Linked DNA regions of Homo sapiens: regions 2, 3 and 4 are each linked to region 1. The links are chromatin contacts, found by Hi-C or POLR2A ChIA-PET in ENCODE. All regions are on one chromosome and are shown on one strand. The core of a region is the stretch at or near the end of the contact, and the rest is flanking DNA. Distances in the headings are between cores, read along the strand shown.

Evidence for each region. Hi-C counts contacts between places; a loop is a spot of excess contacts on that map. ChIA-PET counts read pairs that join two places held with the same protein, here RNA polymerase II (POLR2A). Pooled maps may share reads with other maps.
Region 2: a pooled map shows a loop between it and region 1 (2.7-fold over the local background). The contact joins the promoter of NAT14 here to the promoter of LENG1 in region 1. A Hi-C loop is called at or near these places in 5 of 50 pooled maps.
Region 3: a pooled map shows a loop between it and region 1 (8-fold over the local background). The contact joins the promoter of ISOC2 here to the promoter of LENG1 in region 1. A Hi-C loop is called at or near these places in 6 of 50 pooled maps.
Region 4: a pooled map shows a loop between it and region 1 (8-fold over the local background). The contact joins the promoter of UBE2S here to the promoter of LENG1 in region 1. A Hi-C loop is called at or near these places in 5 of 50 pooled maps. POLR2A ChIA-PET finds 5 or more read pairs at or near these places in 2 of 52 experiments (A673 and endothelial cell of umbilical vein).

Annotation. Positions count from the first base shown.
Region 1 is chr19:54,158,378-54,161,050 of GRCh38, forward strand. LENG1 (leukocyte receptor cluster member 1) reads right to left here and starts at 1,344. Exons shown (of 4, transcript NM_024316.3): 1 at 1,187-1,344; 2 at 1-84. The coding sequence starts at 1,318. It overlaps TMC4 (transmembrane channel like 4), which reads right to left. Exons shown (of 15, transcript NM_144686.4): 13 at 2,501-2,656; 14 at 2,090-2,168; 15 at 1,731-1,997. The coding sequence ends at 1,929. RefSeq lists an enhancer at 677-1,346.
Region 2 is chr19:55,483,879-55,486,551 of GRCh38, forward strand. It overlaps NAT14 (N-acetyltransferase 14 (putative)), which reads left to right and starts at 1,310. Exons shown (of 3, transcript NM_020378.4): 1 at 1,310-1,380; 2 at 1,783-1,902; 3 at 2,530-2,673. The coding sequence starts at 1,831. ZNF628 (zinc finger protein 628) reads left to right here. Exons shown (of 3, transcript NM_033113.3): 3 at 1-609. The coding sequence ends at 495. RefSeq lists a silencer at 1,100-1,519 and an enhancer at 1,620-1,949.
Region 3 is chr19:55,460,329-55,463,001 of GRCh38, forward strand. It overlaps ISOC2 (isochorismatase domain containing 2), which reads right to left and starts at 1,314. Exons shown (of 6, transcript NM_001136201.2): 1 at 1,184-1,314. C19orf85 (chromosome 19 open reading frame 85) reads right to left here. Exons shown (of 2, transcript NM_001386794.1): 2 at 2,673.
Region 4 is chr19:55,406,465-55,409,137 of GRCh38, forward strand. It overlaps UBE2S (ubiquitin conjugating enzyme E2 S), which reads right to left and starts at 1,324. Exons shown (of 4, transcript NM_014501.3): 1 at 1,123-1,324; 2 at 351-498. The coding sequence starts at 1,125. It overlaps LOC105372462 (a long non-coding RNA gene), which reads left to right and starts at 1,681. Exons shown (of 3, transcript XR_936075.3): 1 at 1,681-2,673. RefSeq lists enhancers at 787-1,300, 1,657-1,951, 1,973-2,082 and silencers at 953-1,422, 1,433-1,492, 1,503-1,552.

The DNA of each region.
Region 1 (2,673 bases), core at 94-2,593:
ACCTGGGGCTCCCGCCTCTGCTGCTTCAAGCTCAGGCAGTGAGTTCTGATGTCTGGCTTTCTTCCGTAGGAATTCTGTACGGGCCTGGGGAGAAAGTTATAGGCAGGACATTCAGAACCTAGAGGTAATTCAAGAACTGTGAGTCTGGTGCCCACCACAGAAAATGGCAGTCCAGGGTGCTGGGGTTATGAGAAAGGGAGCACTAGGCGCCTAAAAGAGGCACCTGTCCTAGCTGGGGGTGAGGGTAGGCAGATGAGGCAACGCCTGGGTTTTGTAAACTCCCTTTCAAATAGTAAACCACGGGTCATCAAGGATGTATGGGAGGAGGTCCCTGGCCTAAACCAAAGGGGTTCCTAACCTCAAGTGAGACAATTAAAACAGCCATAAAGGTATGCATTAGGCCAGACGATCTGAATTCTAGCCATGGCTCCAAGTGACTACCCCAAGTCTGCTGAAGCCCTGTCCCCTGCCTTCAGGACGCGGATTTCAAACAGCGCTCAGCAGCCTACTGAGATTCTAAAAACCTAGACTACCTCCCACCCACGGCGGAGGATCAGACTAGCTAAGGAAATGAAAGTTGGGTGTACACCAAACAGATTTAAAGAGCCATACGGAAAGCCCGTGTTTGTGTGTATGTGTCTAGGGGGCGGTGCACGAAAGGGCTCGCCCGATGGCGTGGAGCCTGGCTGTCCGCCTCTCCTTAAAATGTGCCTTCCCCTCACTGAAGCCATCTCACTTCGTGCAACAGAGATGACAGTGCCCCTCTAAGAACGAACAGTGCTTATTGGGGATTCCGCAAGTCAGGTGCACGGCATGTAGTTAGCATACAGTAGATGCTCAATAAATAGGCTGTGCAGGCAAACTAAAAAGTGATCCGAATTTCCTTGAACTGTCCAAGGGTTCACGGATTCATTAAATGTTAAGCTTCTCTTTTGTGCTAGACACTGTTCCAGCCATGTGAAATACATCAGTGGGGGAAAAACTAAGACGAGGGCGAGATCAAGGAAGGTTTCGTGGAAGTGGGCACAAGGTTTGCGGGGCAACGTCCTCGAAAGTGGGATCGGCGCCTGGTCCCGAATTTCACACGGGGCACATTGAGCCTGCGCAACGCCTCCGCTTCCGGCCCCCAACCGCGGCGCCTGCGCGCTGGGCCCCGGAGCGCCGCCCTGCCGGCTTCCGAGCTTACCTCTTGCTGAGCCAGCAGCACCCTCCGCTCACGCTCCTTCTCCTCCTCCCGGGCCTGGGCCTCGTCACGCCGCACGCGGGCGACATTGTCCTTGTTCCGGACGTGCCAGCTCTTCTTGGGCAAGATATTCATGGCGTCGTAGCTGTCCAGGGACTGGCACGCCCGCCTCTTTGCACTTCCGATTGGCGAGAGGATGCCCCCCTTTTTCTTGTCCCTACTTCGACCGCGGATTGGTTCCGAATTAGTTGGTACGGCCCCCTGGCCTGTAGCGACAGGTGATTGGCTGAGACGCCCTTTATCACAGCGAATGCTAGGCGTTCGGCTCGTGGTATCCCCTAGCAACCGCCTCTTGTCACAGATCTGAACCAATCATAAGTTGGCCCGCCCCTGATGCTACCAGATGCGGCCGTCGATTGGCCGACATGACCGACAAGTCTCCTTGCGGAAGAGCGCTCTGCACCGACAAACATGCCCGTACATTTGATTGGCTCCTGCCCCGCTGTAGCCCTGCCCCCACCTTCAGGACGCAGATTTCAAAGCGCGCTCAGCAACCTCGGCTGTATTTATTGATACAAGGAAGATCACCCGAGAGTCAGGGACGTGGCGGCGAGGGGCCCTGGAAATCTCCAGATACCAAAGCTGGAAGGGCGTGGAGTCTTCTCCAGTTCTCCTAGTTTACAGATGTTGTGACCTAGGCTTACAATGGGCCTGGGGTCTGAAAGCGGGACGTGGGCTGCGGGGGTCAAAGAGCCGGTTTGGTGGAGGTCAGCGCCACAGCGCGCCGTGCCAGGAAGACTTTATTCTGCGCCTCCTGGGGCAAAGAGAGGTGGAGGTGAGACAATCCTCTTCCCCAACCCCTTTCCATGTTCCCCAGGGGCCCTCTCAGGGACCCGCCTGGCTCACCGTCTCTCTCTGACGTTTGAGCTCAGAGATGAGGCGTCCGTAGGAGTTAGCCAGAGCCACAGTGTACGCCATCAGGATGCTGAAGGAGACAGGAACGGAAGCCACTCCTGACACGCTCTTCCATTATATCCAAACGTCTGGCTCCTTCGAAGCCAGGGATGTGGACGCCTAAGCCCCTCCTCGTCTGGGCTCAAGGAGTTCAGTCTCCCAGCCCCTCCGCCTTCAGATCCAGGAGTCCTACGTCCCGCCCACCTCCTCCTTCGGACCCAGCAGTCCAGGAGCCTAGGCCTCCTCCCTCAGACTCAGTACGTTGCCTGCTCCCACGCCCAAGCCTCTCCTCTCTTGGACGCAGGTGGTGGCCCCCAGATCACACGCATTCAAACCCAGACCCAGAAGTCTGGGCCGTCTCACCTGGAGATCAGCAGAAGGGGCACAGCAAAAGCCTGGGTCCCCAGGAAGAAGAGGAAATTCTGGGTGGTCTCAGGGAGGCTGGAAATAGACTCAGGGATCTGGGCCCAGATGGACGACTGCCCCCGGAATGGACCACACAGCTTAGAAGGCGGGATCCTGAAGTCAAGACAGGC
Region 2 (2,673 bases), core at 60-2,559, 1.3 Mb after region 1:
GCAGCTGAGGAGTTGCTCACTGGCCCGGGCCCCGGGGAGGCGGGGGATGGCGAGGCCAGCACTGGTGTGGTCCAGGATGTCCTCTTTGAGACACTCCAGACGGACGAGGGCTTGCAGAGCGTGCTGGTGCTGAGCGGGGCCGATGGCGAACAGACTCGACTCTGCGTACAGGAGGTAGAAACACTTCCTCCTGGGCTGACGGAGCCGCCTGCCACCGGCCCACCCGGACAGAAACTCCTCATCATCCGCAGCGCCCCAGCCACTGAGCTGCTGGACAGCAGCAACACTGGAGGAGGCACCGCCACGCTGCAGCTCCTGGCCCCACCGCCGTCAGGCCCAGCCTCGGGCCCCGCGGGGCTCCCCGGGGCTCCAGCCTCCCAGATGGTGCAAGTGGTCCCCGCAGGAGCTGGGCCTGGTGTTATGACCCCTCAGGGCCTGCCCTCCATCCAGATTGTCCAGACTCTACCCGCAGTCCAGCTGGTGCACACGTTTTGAGGAGAGGCAGTGATTCCCCTCCCGCCCCGCACAGAGACCCCGACTCACTGCCAGCCGGGGCGGGGCAGGGTGCCGCAGGCTGGGCTTGCTAATAAAGACCCGAGTCTCCCCGCCTGTGTTTTGTTTTCCTGGGGGGAGGGAAGGGGGCAAAGTCATGGTCCTAGCCCCCGCCTGGGAGCGTGGAGTCTTAAGTCTTGCGTCCTGGGTCGCAGATGGCTTGTTCTGCATCCTGGGGCCAGCCACTACGTAGGGCTCAGTTCCCCTGTCCTGAAACCAAAAAAGGCCGCAGGGGTCATTATAGTGGGGAGGTGGTGACATCAGACTCCAGGGAGTGCTACTTGTTCACTGTAGGTCGCCCCGCTGCCCCCCTCGTGTGAGAAGTAGGGGGATCCTTATGCGGAAGGGTTCTGCGACCCCGGGCGCCCCGTGGGTGGAGTGGGGTCCCTGGGGATGGGGGAGTCGGGCGCCAGGATGCTGAGCGTGGCCGGCTCCTCCCGCGAAGGCCCCGGCACGGATGAGAATCCACGCGCTGGCGTCGCCGCCCGGCGCTCAGGTTGCTCAGCAACGAGGGAACGTGGGGCGGGAGCTCGCGCTGGTCCCCAGCCCGCCGCCCGTCTCCTGCCGGCTTCCGCTCCCGTTCTTCCCCAGGTCCCCTTTCCCCGTTGCTCCTTCTCTAGGGATAGGAGAGGTCGCTTCCCGGCCCTCCGCAGGGTCACAGCTCGGTTCCTCCCAGCCCGCCCTCCGGGGAGCTTAGCAACGGTTGCTACGGCCCGGAGCGGGCGCCGCCCCGCCCCACCGCGCGCGGTCTGACGTCACTTCCGCCCGCGACCCCCTTCCAGACCCGCTCCCGAAACCTTGTCGAAGGACCAAAGGCGACCGGTGCAGGTGCTTGCTGGTCCTTGTTCTTGTGGCGCGGGACGGGGACGACTGTGGGGGAGGGGGCGCTGGGGACCGGGGTGGAGCGAGCGTGGTCCGTTCTCTGGCATGTGGGGAGGGTGTTCGTGGACCCCAGTGCCTGGGAGGGAGCCCCGTGCTGCAGTGTTGGCGTCCGCAGCGCGTTTGGGAGTGTAGATCGCTGAATAATACGGGGGAGGGGGGATCCCGGGAGACTTTAGCAAGGTCGCTGAGTATTGTGGGGGGCGCCTGTCCTGCCGAGATCCTCGCTTGGGGGCCCCGAGGGTTCTCAGTGTCCTGATCTGGGAAGTGCCGTTGCTGCTCCCTACCCCTCGGGGGAGCTTTGGGGACAGAGGTGCCCCCCTGACGCTGACCTACTTATGTTCTCACCAGGTGCACGACGCCAGCTCCCTTCTGGGGGGCCGGGGCCTGGGGGTTGCCATGGCCCCCAGCCACCTGTCAGTGCGGGAGATGAGGGAAGATGAGAAGCCCCTGGTGCTGGAGATGCTGAAGGTGAGAGGCAGGGGCCCCAGGGGGCCTGGGAGTGGCTGCAGTGGGGGAATTGCAAGTGGATTCAGCCACCCCCTCCCACCCACCTGAGCCAGCCTGGACCCCTGGAGCGGGATCTTTTCCTCCTGAGCCTCAGCCGCCCTGCTGCTGAAAACCACAGCAGGTGTGGCAGGTGGGGGCTCACCCCCCCAGCCCTACTGGGACCCCAGCACCAACGCCCTCCCTGGTCTCCCATCTCCAGTCGGCTGTGCACGCCAGCACAACAGCCAGCTCTGTGCCTCGGACCCCAACTCTTCAAAGCACAGCCCAGCACCCCAACCTAGCCCAGCAGCCTCCCTCCAGCCTCCACTCCAGCCTGAGGCAACCTCCCTGTCCTTACTTCCCTGGGGCCTCACTGCGGCATTGCTACTGAATTGAGTGCCCCCACAGCTCCTAATTCACTCATCCATCCATCATTCGCTCTCGTTCATTCATTCACTCCATACCCAGTGTGCCACACTGAACATCGGACTGTGCTGCCTTCCCTTCCCATTTGGGAGCTCTCACCCCGCCCCGGGCAGGGTCTACCTCCTCTCTTTGTCCAGGAGGCCCTAGCGTTTCGGATGGCTGAGCCACCCCTCCTGCCCACAGGCCGGCGTGAAGGACACGGAAAACCGCGTGGCCCTCCATGCCTTGACACGGCCGCCGGCCCTGCTCCTCCTGGCGGCGGCCAGCAGCGGCCTGCGCTTTGTCCTGGCTTCCTTCGCCCTGGCCCTCCTCCTGCCGGTGTTCCTG
Region 3 (2,673 bases), core at 64-2,563, 1.3 Mb after region 1:
AGGAAAATGTGTCTGTGTTGCCTATATCTATATCTGCTATCTCTGGCAAACAAGCAAGAAACGGGAGACTCAGGCGGGTGAACCAGGCACCGGGGAAGTCTGTAGGAGCCTTTTCACTGGGTCCTATTCTGTTTCTTCTGAATTCTGGACAATGTGCAACAAGTTGTCTAGTCAATACTATATACAATAAAGGGTTGGCATAAAGCCAAAACCCGGCAAAACTGATCTATGGCGTCAGAAGCCAGGACAGTGACTGCCCTTGGACCACAGTGATGGAAACGACGACGGCGGGAGATCCTGGGATGTGGCGCATGTTTGACTTTTTTCTTTGGATACTTGTTTACACCAGGGTGCTCCCTTTATAAATATTTATTTAAGCTGTGTATTTGCAAACCGTTCGATTTTCTGCGTTTGTGGTATTATTCCAGAAAAAGTGTTCAAAATGCAAAATACAAAGATGGCTTCAGGCCCCCGCCGTGCGGTTGAACTGGAGGCAAAAGGCCAGAGAGCAGGAGGTCGGCGCTGGGGCCCAGTGGGACAGGGGAGAGTCAGGAAGGGGCAGCTGGGACGGTGGGGAAAGTCGGGGAGAAAGGCCCCCAGTTTCTGGTCGAGCGAGGGGCATGATCTGAAGATTCATAGGGGATCCCGGGGAGGGGAACTGGTTTTTGGGAGATGAAAAATTGGGGTGAGGGTGGGTGTGTGAGAGAGAGAGATGTGAAGGGGAGGTCTGGGCTGGAGAGGGTTGGGCGTGTCCTGCGGAACGAGGAGAGATTCAGCCTGGGTGGAGGGTACCCAAGGCCAAAGGGGGCGTGGCTGGAGGTGGGCGGCAACAGGGGGCGGGGTAGGGCCGTTGATTTCCCCACCCGGTCTCGGAAACCCGGCCTTGGAGCCCGGACTTCCTGGCTGTGTGACCTTGGGCAAGTTTCTCTTTGTCTTAGCCTCAGTTTTCTCGTCGGAGAAATGGGGATTAAACCTGCCCACCCCCCAGCGCTGTTACAGAGGCGGCAGGCGCGACCCGGGGACGCTTCCAATCTCTGGCCAGCCAATTCTGGCGGGGCCAGGTGGAGTCCTCCTTCTGGTCCTGTGACCTTGGCCCGGGACGCCCAGGCAGAGCCTCAGTTTCCCCATCTGCTAGGCGGTAAGGTCGGTCTCCAAATAGCGCCAGCAGCGAGAGAGGACTTACCCGGAAGGTGCCGGGTTCGAGCCCGGAACGGCCCCTCTGCAGGTGAGGCGGGGGCACCCTCACCTCTCGGCTCTCGGACGGCCACCGCTGAGGCCTCTTGCGGGCTTCCCAGGGCTGGTTACCGTTTCGTTAGGGCTGGACACGTGGCCCACCCCCTGCACCGTCCGTTTTCCGCCCACTTGGGCCCAGCCGTCCAATCGACACTCATCATGCTCTGCCTCGCCGCTCTCTCCGGCCAATCCGCATGTGCCACTGCCTCTGCCCGCAATCGGCGCTCACCAACTCACCCCGCCCCCTGCCTCTCAACCAATCCGCATATGCAGCTGCTTTGCTCCCGCCCCAGGGGGGGCGGTGCCGGCAAGGCTGTCAGTCTCAAGAAAATGATTAGCTCGCAAAGGCGCCGTGGGGGCGGGGCAGCAGGTCGTTCTGCCAATGGAGAGCCGTAGAGGGCGTGAGTGGCGGCCGACGGGGCGGAGTCGCGCGGTGGTCTCCGAAGGCTCAGACTCTGGCTGGAGAGAGGGCGTCTCGGCCGGCCCCATTGCACAGAGCAGACCGCCGAGGCCGGGAGAGAGAGAGAGGGGTCTTACCTAGAGTAGAGGCATGTCTGCGGTTCGAAACCTGGCCCTCTCTCAAGAAACGGAGGCTTACAAAGATACCCAAGCACTTTCCAGGAAGGGGCTGGCTGAGGGAGCGATCAAGTGAGGAATTTGACGCCCCCCTGTCCTTTGCGCTCTGTGCTGCCTCAGTTTCCCCATCTGTACAGCACCTGCCTCCTCGGGTGGTGTTTAGAATAATTTAGACTCTGTGCTTGGAAATGGAGGTTGAGAGAAAGAGAGAATTTCCTATCTGTCTTGGAATAAATCCAAACTCCTCCCAATTCATGGTCGGCCTTCCTGGTCCGTGCAGACCTCGCCTCTCACCACTCCCCCTGCTCACTCCGCTCCAGCCACAGGGGTCTCCTCTTGCTCTTCCCTCAATGTCCCACCGCAGGGCCTTTGCACGTGTGCTGCCTCAGCCTGGAATCCTAGGACTCCCCATGGCCCAACCTTCCAGGCTTTCAAAGCCTTTCCTGACCACCTGGTGTCAGGTAGCCCTTCCATCAGGTCGCTGTTTTTAATTTTTTTGAAACATCAAAAAAAAGAAAAAAATTGCTCTATCACCCAGGCTGGAGTACCATGGTACGATCACAGCTTGCTGCAGCCTCAACCTCCCGGGCTCAAGCGATCCTCCCACCTCAGCCTCCTGAGTAGCTGGGACCACAGGTATGCGCCACCACACCTGACTAATTTTTTAATTTTTTTGTAAAGATGGAGGTCTCACTCTGTTGCCCAGGCTGGTTTTGAACTCCTGGGCTCAAGTGATCCGCCTGCCTTGGCCTCCCAGAGTGCTGCGATTACAGGTGTGAGCCGCCGCACCCGGCCTTGTGTTTTATTTTCTTTTCAGCACTAACTCCAATCTGAATTGGAAATGAATCTTGCTTTTTGAAAAAT
Region 4 (2,673 bases), core at 74-2,573, 1.2 Mb after region 1:
TGGCCCACCCTCCCAGGCCCTTGCTGACACCATTCCCACCACCTGGAGCTCTCTTCCCATTCCTACTTAATTCCTACCCACCCTCAGGTCCAGGGAAGCCATGTCTGAAAGCCTTGCTTCAAATCTAGAGTACCGTCCCATGATATACTAACTCAATGACCAGATATTTCTCAACCCTTGTGGGAAAAGAGTACATAATTGTCATTTGTGGCGTCCTGCCCTGTCCACCAATGCATCCCAACACCTGACACGAGGCCAGCCTGTAATGGGTACTTCCCGCTAGGGTGATCTAGAGCAGGGTGATGGAGGATCTAAGCAGCAGCCCCTTCTCTTTTTCCTTCCAAACTCACCAGGGCCCTCGATGGTGACCTGGAGGTCGGTGAGGTCCTCCTCGTTGGGAAAGACCTTGATGCCATCGGGTGGGTCTGCGGTCAGTGTCGTCACCTCCTTGTACACCAGGCGGATGATGTGCGGGGGTAGGTTCTCCACGTTGGAGTTCTGGGCACGGATGGGAGAGCAGGGTGAGCGAGTGTTAAGAGCTGGGCTTCCCGCAGGGCCTAAAGATGCTGAGACTGCCCAAGTCTTGACTCAGTGGCCCCAGGCTGTCAATCACCCTTGAACTCCCAGACCCTCACCCAGGATGCTTCAGGCCATCAGCCCAGGCAGAGTTTCCAACAGAAATGGGGGCGGGTTCACGGGGGGGCTTGCAGATAACTCCACCCACCCCAGAACCCCCCCCCCAAAGCCCGCTCCTAACCCTGCTTGGTCCCCAGTGGTTCCACGTAGGCCAGAGATCTACTCTCTCCCCCTTCTCCACTAATTTTTGGTTAGAGCATCCTTGAAACCCCGGCTCAGGTCTGGAGATGGCGGCGGGGCGTCCTTGCTCCTGGTAACACCCATGGGCGGGCCGCAAAGCGCCCGGAGCCCTCGCCGCCAGGGAGACTGCGGGCCGCCCGAGCTCCTGCTCCGCCTGCGGGAAGGCCCTCGGGCCCATCCCGGGTCAGGGACCCCCAGGCTGGCCCTCAAACCCCTCAAGGCCGCCCGTCGGAGGCCCCTGAGACTCCACCTCCTCCCTCAGGGACACCCCCGACCACCTTCATGGGCCTCATCGCCCGTGCTCACCATGGCTGCGGCCGGCCGGGGGCGGGTCCCCCCGGCCCCCTTCCTGCGTTCTTCGGTCCGCCGGCCGGGGCGGGGGGCCCAACTGCTGCCGCTGCGGCCCTGGAGAGGCCCCGGCGGCCCCGCTCCGCTCCCCGCTGCCTCCGACGTCCGCCGCGCACAGCGTAGACCAACCCGCCGCCCCGGTGCCCGGCAGCACTGAGCCGGCCGCGCGCGCACCACTGCCTCTTTATAACCGCCCGCAGGCCACGCCCTCCGCGGCCCCTCAGCTCCGAGCCTCAACCGTGACGTCAGCGCGCACGTTCCTTGGTTTTCGACGCGCTCGCTCCCTTCCCCGCAAACTATGGTCAGAAGCGAGGGAAGTGGCGGAGAGGGCTGGGTAGCGGGCCGGCCAATGGGGGCCCGCGGGGGTCGGGAGGGTTCTCAAAGAACGGAGGGGCTGAAAAGGGGAAGAAGAGAGGAAGGGGGACGGGGAAGGCGACGCGGCCGCTGATTGGACCGTTTGAATGAGACGCCGCCACGGCCCGGCATACGCGCGGGCGCGCCCTGACGCTGAGGAAGTCGCGCACGCGACTAACGGTCTTCCTGGGGGCCGGAGCGTGGCGAGGGGAGGCGGGACTCGGGGTTTTAAACGCGTGATGGAAGGCGCTCGGGCCAATAGGGATGCGCTTTAGTGACTGGTGGGTCACGAGACTCGCATGGGCCAATGACTGATAGAGACCGGTCAGAGGGCGACCCAGTTTCGTGCAGATCAAACCGCTGCCAGCCAACGAAATCCGTTGATTTTTGTATATGCAAATGAAGTGTGCGCTGCCGCCCGCGCCCCCTCCTTTGAGCCGTGGTGGAGGTGGGCGCTGGAACTCCGACTACATTTTTCTATGAGGCGCCATTTTGTGCTGGAAATGCTCTTGGACCCACGTCCTGTATTGCTAAGGCTCAAAGATCAGTCAGAATGACCTTGAAGGCTTGGACAGCCTTGCACTCCGTGTGTGACCCCCACTCCTGCCAGGCTTCATCGAAGACGCCAGCCTCAGTTTCCTTATGTGACAAATGGGCACTGGGATCCGTTGTATTGCCAGGGAAAGAAGTCAGAGAGTGCCAAGACGGTTATTCACGGCATGGTTATGCCTATGACTGACCCATGGCCTCCAGCCACACCCGCCTTCTCTGGGACTCAGTTTCCCTCTCTAGGAAATGGACACATAGCTGCCTGGAAAAGGGACCATCTCCAGCCCTCAGTGTCAGTAAAAACGTCAGGCAATTGCTTGAGAACGGTGGCCAGAGCTCCCTGAGCAGGCCTTTTGGAGGGGCTTAGAGAGGAGGAGGGAATGCTGAAGTTGGCCTTCCTTTGCTCATCTGTGCAGTGCGGTCGCAGTGCCCTCTCGGTGTCTCTGCCAGTCTGTGCGTCCACAGCTCTTCTTAGTTTCTTGGCCTTTTTCAGCCATGGATGAGAGCATTAACATCTGGGCCTAATTTGGCCACAGGTACCTGAAAAGACCCCTGGCTACCAGCTTCCCCTCATGGGGCCTCAGCTTCTGAAGAAGGAATAAGGAA